Regions from separate parts of the Mus musculus genome. Here region 1 is linked to region 2. The links are chromatin loops, found by intact Hi-C in ENCODE. Cell type or tissue: left cerebral cortex. All regions are shown on one strand. Each heading gives the region's core, and the rest is flanking DNA. Links, peaks and the distances in the headings are about the cores only.

Evidence for each region. Hi-C counts contacts between places; a loop is a spot of excess contacts. Peaks named below come from ENCODE experiments on the same cell type or tissue, not always from the same donor. Only the 100,000 strongest peaks of a DNase experiment are listed, where the experiment ranks them.
Region 1: it touches region 2 in a loop (2.1-fold over the local background); 11 of 42 quality-filtered maps call a loop at or near these places.

What each region holds. Positions count from the first base shown.
Region 1 is chr2:83,770,466-83,773,374 of GRCm38, forward strand. It overlaps Itgav (integrin alpha V), which reads left to right. Exons shown (of 30, transcript NM_008402.3): 12 at 670-872. Among named protein-coding and RNA genes, the nearest start is that of Fam171b, 41 kb to the right of the region's middle. In left cerebral cortex, for the core only: a CTCF peak has its summit at 1,126 (motif pointing left); a DNase peak (open chromatin) is centred at 1,112.
Region 2 is chr2:83,722,682-83,725,590 of GRCm38, forward strand. It overlaps Itgav (integrin alpha V), which reads left to right and starts at 1,716. Exons shown (of 30, transcript NM_008402.3): 1 at 1,716-2,238. The coding sequence starts at 2,054. In left cerebral cortex, for the core only: no CTCF peak of the experiment used is centred there; DNase peaks (open chromatin) are centred at 1,620 and 2,337; H3K4me3 peaks cover 1,756 bases; H3K27ac peaks cover 2,131 bases.

The sequences.
Region 1 (2,909 bases), core at 97-2,596, 48 kb after region 2:
TCTGCCTCTAATATTTGCCTCTGACCCAACCAACCACTGGGTCAAGGCCAATCGGTTGAGAACCATTATCTTAAACCAGGACAATGTAATTTTATGAATAACCTACCATTGAGCCATGTAGTTATAAGAAGCCTGCAAACGGGTGGGAAGTGGAGACTGAGTGAAAAAGAGGAGTTTTAATAAGAATGTGCTGATGAGGAGCTGGAAAGACTGCTCAGTGGGTAAGAGCACTGGCTTGTCTTGCAGAGGGCTTGGGTTTGAGCCTCAGCACCCACTTGGTGGCTCATAACCACCTAAATCCAGTTCTAAGGGATCCAAAGCCCTTTTCTGGCATCTGAGGGTGCCAGGTACACATGTGGTACACAGACACACATGAAGACCTGGTACCCCCTTACTCCTAGAAGAATCAGGTGGATCTCTGTTAGTTTGAGTTCTGCCTGGTCTACAGAGCAAGTTCTAGGACAGCAAGGGCTACACAGAGAGACCTTGTCTCAAAAAGCCAAACCAACCAAGTAACCAACCAACCAACCTAACCAACCCAACCAACCAACCAACCAACCAACCAACCAAATAAAAAAACCCACCCATAGAATAAAATAGAAAATTAAGAGGAATAACAACTGTCAGATAGAGTTTGATTTTGTGTGTGAGGATGTTCTCTTCTTTCAGTTACGCAGATGTGTTTATTGGAGCCCCCCTGTTCATGGACCGAGGTTCCGATGGGAAACTCCAGGAGGTTGGCCAGGTCTCAGTGTCTCTGCAGAGAGCAGTGGGAGACTTCCAGACTACAAAGCTGAACGGCTTTGAGGTTTTTGCCAGGTTTGGAAGTGCCATAGCTCCATTGGGAGACCTGGACCAGGATGGCTTCAATGGTAAGATCCAAGCGCCTTTCTGTGTCACCAGAGGAAGTCCTAAAACACCATGTACAGGAGCTCCTATGTGCAAACCTCCCGGAAAGATGGAGAGCACATCACAGACACCAAATTTAAAACCAGATTGCTATTTCTTTTTCCTTGAAAATGAGCAAAAAATGTCAAAACTTGGCTTTCATGAGCTAGAGATGATTGAATTCTGAAAGGAGCCTCCAATCTCAGGGAGCCCTCTGCATCCTGCTGCCTGTCAGTGCCCTCTAGTGTCCATTTGCTTCCAAGTGAAAAACTACCTCCCAGCCTTTGTCAAAGCAGTAATGACTTAAAGCCTAACTCAGGCACGAGTTTCCACTAGAGGTTTTTTTTTTTTTTTTTTAAATAGTCGCAGCTTTATAGTGAAACCTCAGAGAGAGGTTATATATCTTTTCATGGGGACTTGTAAATGGCTTATGCTCATTGTGTTATGGTGGCCTTATATTTCAATAGTTTCAGATACCTTTTAAAATAAAAGTTGGCTTTTACTACACAGCTCTTTTCCGAAGCCTGAAATACAGATTAAAAATTAGATACATAAAATTTAGGTTACAAGGATTTTTGTAAAAGGATAGTGAGGAGAGAAGAATTGTTGGTTTCTTTGCATAATCAGCAATATATTTGGGTTTAAGCAACATATTAGAAAGTTATTAGGAAGAAGACTCGATAAATTCAGTGGTACAGATGACTCTGACTGCATAGTGGAAGGAAACACCTCCATTCCTGCCCTGTGGACAGCTGTGTGTCACAGGCCAGTTTGAATAACCTTAGAAGATTTCAGACTTAGGGAATAACTAGACCAGGGTATATTTTGCTTCCTAAAATAGTCTTAAAATTTTTTTTTTGTCATCAAAGAACATAGCATTCAACCTTAGAATAAAGCTTATAACAAGTTATGGAAAGACCACTGTAGGTCACTGCTCACTGACAGTAAAACCTGGAGGTAAGAAAGAAAACTGTATTTGATTTTCTACCTTGTGTAAAATTATCAGGTCCCTTTCATTTCAGCTGGGCTCTGTCTCCCAGGCTTTCTGGAACAACTAAGACAGAAAGCTGTTGCTTTGTTCCAAAGGTATTCCAGTCACTTTAAAGTCACATTTCCTGGATATTGTCATCTTGCTTTTCATATTTTTGTTATGTTATTTGACAGCATGTGTAAACAACAGCAAAAAATCTTTGAAAAGATTTTTACAAAGAAGTTTTACTGTTAGGAGATAAATACCTTAGGAGGTGTTGATGGTCTGTAGGGAACCGTGAATGGTAATTCTTTAGTGGAAGATTACCTGAGCCATGTTTATGTAAACATGCATTTTTGTGCTGTTAGTTCCAATCTCATTTTGTTCAGATCTGGTAACAGTGAATGCCTGTTTCAGTCCTCCACCTCACTAGGTACCAGCAAAAGGCGAATTAGTTACGTGTTGCTGTTACCAGATATGAAGCAACTTAAGGGAGTGTCTTAGTTAGGGTTTTACTGCTGTGAACAGATACCATGACCATGGCAACTCTTATAAGGACAGCATTTAACTGAGCCTCACTTACTGGTTTAGCGGTTCAGGCCATTATCATTATCATCTTCATCTTCAAGGTGGGAACATGGCAGCATCCAGGTAGACATGGTGCAGGAGGACCTGAGAGTTCTCCATCTTCATCTGAAGCTTGCTAGAAGACTGTCTCCCACATGGTCTTTTAGCCCATACCCACAGGGACACACCTACTCCATCAAGGCCACACCTCCTTATAGTGCCATTCCCTGGGCCAAGTATATTTAAACCACCACAGGGAGAAGGGTTTTCTTTAGCTTACAGTCTGAGAGCAGTGGCAGCAGAAGCATAAAGTACCTGGTCTATCTGTCTATCTGCAGAATGCAGAGCACAGATGGGAAGTGAGGCCAGATGATAAGGCCTCATGGCCTGCTCCCTCTCCCTGAAACACTCATCCACTTTCCCAGTCAGGGTCCACCTCTGTGATGTCCCACAGCTCTCCAGGTCAGCGCCACTAGCTGGCGAC
Region 2 (2,909 bases), core at 270-2,769:
AGTTTATTCACATGTTAAGAACAAATCTCAAGTAGTTATCATGTAAGAAAATGCCGTAGTTTTTCATTTCCATCCAGTAAAAGGCACGATTTCTTTCAAAAATTGTGTGTGATGACCATCTGAATGAGAAACTGAAAATCCCAGACTTGTCTTTAGTCTCTAGACCTGAGGGTACCCGACTGGCCGGCAGCATGGTTTTCAGAAAGAGATGCAGAGAACACAGGGAGTGCACAGAACATTCTTGCTCTCCACGAATCATTGTCTGCCTCTTAAACCCCACATTCTGATCCCAAATGGTGACAAGGAATGAAAGAGCAACCACAGGGTCTTGTGTATAAGTATCCACACAGGATTTCCTGTCTCTGAGGTGGCTTTTACATAGGTATTAGCCTGTGGCTGATAAGATCTCCCAACAGTTTTGCTGCTTATTTTTTACATTTTAAAAATCAACTTGCTTAACCCAACTAAGGCTATCCACACCCCCACACATGATTACTTATGTTATGAGATGAATGCATGCTGACACTGAGGTGTTTTTTCTGCTGTGTGAGACAGGGATCTTCTTATGTTGACTGGGCTCAGGGGGGCCTACTGCCTCTGTGCTTAGTCTGGGACTGATTTTTAATAACTGTTTTGGGAAAATAGTTCAAATTCTCCACTACTTTACTTGGAAGTATGCAAGGCCTAAGCAATGCATTTATATTTAATCATTTTATCCTATTGACCAAATTCTTCATTCCTTCTTCTTTCTTCGTCTCACCCTTCTCCTCTTCCTCCTCTTCCTTCTTATCTTGCTCCTCCTCTTCCTCTTCCTCCTCCCTTCTGAGACAAGGTCTTACCTGTAGGCCTGGCCAGCCTGGAATTTGCTACACAGACCAGATCCTCCTGCTTCTCACTTCATGGTGCTAGGATTAAAAGCATTTGCCACCACATTAAAAGCATGGATCACCACTCCCGGCCCATTCATCAAATTGTTTAGCACTTGATATACATAGAACACAGGAATACTGAGCAAATTTACAAAAACAAACAAAAAAAAACCAAAAAAAACCAAAACAAAACAAAAAAGACTTATTTTGTGTGTATGGGTGTGACCCACGTACATGCCTGATACACACAGAGGCCAGAAGAAGAATTGGAACTGGAAAGCAAGAAACAGAAAAGAAAAAAGGAAAGGAAGTAAAAGAAAGAAAAGAGAAGATCCAAGCACAGGCTTGAAGTCTTCTGGGTGGATTTGAGAGGCTCATCACCTAAACTTTGCCTTGCAACGTTTTTGTCAGCCAGTGAGATCCAGTTCCACACACCGCATCCGGGAGGAGCTGTGCTAGCCCTCTGGGAGTTTATAATTAAGTTCAGTGTGTGGAGGATGGAAGGGGAGGGAAATGGCATATAATTACAGAGTTCTGTTGGTGAGCGCCTGCCGGGCTAAGTGGCAGAAGTAAGAGAAGCGGATAAAGCTTTCCGCATTCTTAAACAAAAGTCCCTCAGAAGTGCCTGGAGGAACCAGGGAACGGGGTGTGCCTGGTTCTTTTTCTTTTGATTGCAGCCAGTCCCCGGCTTGCAGGGCTTCGGCTGGAGGCGCGCTGCCACTGCCCCCCTGGTCCTTTGGATCTGGGCCGCAGTCCCGGGACAGCCTCGGAGGACCGGCCGCCAGCGCGCACGGAAGTGCGCCCGGCCTTCTCCTGTGGGAGGCCACCGTGAGCGCGACTTCCTCTTTCGGCGGGGCGGCCCGGCCTGGCCGGCTCCTCCTCCTCCCCGGCCTCCTCCCCCAGTCCGGGCTGCTCACGGTTCCGAGGTACTGTGCTCGCCCCGCCACTTCTCAGCGCCAGGCACCGCGCGAGCCAGCGACAGAGCCGGAGTCCCGGGTCGGACACCGCTCCTCCTGGGTGCCGCCCGGCTCAGCTTCGCGCCGCCCGGCCGCCCCGCCGCCCTTGACCGCAAGCGCACAGCACAGCTCGGCAGTTCGGGGGCGCGCAGGCGGCGGGCCGCGGCCACCGAGCACCGGGACAGGGACTGAAGTCTTTCGGCTCTGCGCCCCGCGCGCGCCCCGGCGATGGCTGCTCCCGGGCGCCTGCTGCTACGCCCTCGCCCCGGCGGCCTCCTGCTGCTGCTGCCGGGTCTCCTGCTGCCCCTCGCCGACGCCTTCAACCTGGACGTCGAAAGTCCCGCCGAGTATGCGGGTCCCGAGGGAAGTTACTTCGGATTCGCCGTGGACTTCTTCGAGCCCAGCACGTCCTCGTAAGTGGCCGCGCTCGAGTCCCCAGGCGCCCCCTCCCCCACCGCGCACCCTCAGCGGATCCGCACCCAGCCGCTGGCTCCAGGGTCCTCCCGGCCCCAAACCCGCCTACTCTCTCCATGCCGCGGCTGGCCCAGGTCTGGCATGGATGAAACTTTTGTGGGGATGACCTAACCTGACACTCAGCATCCAGTTTCACCGTGTCCCCAACTTCTTCTGATTGGCTGGGGACAGTGCGAGAGAGCTTTGAAGGAGCTCTGTTAAGCATCCAGGAAAAGTGAGACATCTGTACAGGCTTGTCCTGCGAGACTTTTGGCCATCTCTTGTCATTCCGTAACTTGCTTCACTTGGCCCCAGAATTTTTTTCTTCCGTATCAACCAGTTAGCCTCTTCCTAGTGCTTTTTGCTTTCTGAAATTAGCTCTTCCTTCGTCTGATTCTCTCTCTCTCGCTCTCTCTCTCTCTCTCTCTCGGTTTTTTTCCCACTCCTCTTCTAGACACTCCGATGACTAAAGTGACCAAATTGTTGTATTAATTTGTAAAGGACTATGAGACCTTTGCGCGTTTAAGGTCCACCAGATGAATGGAATGCGTCATCTGCTCCTTTCTAGTCCACTATTTAGGTCATTGTTCAGACAGAGCGAGGGTGTTTGCTGAGTTTTCACTCTCTGCAG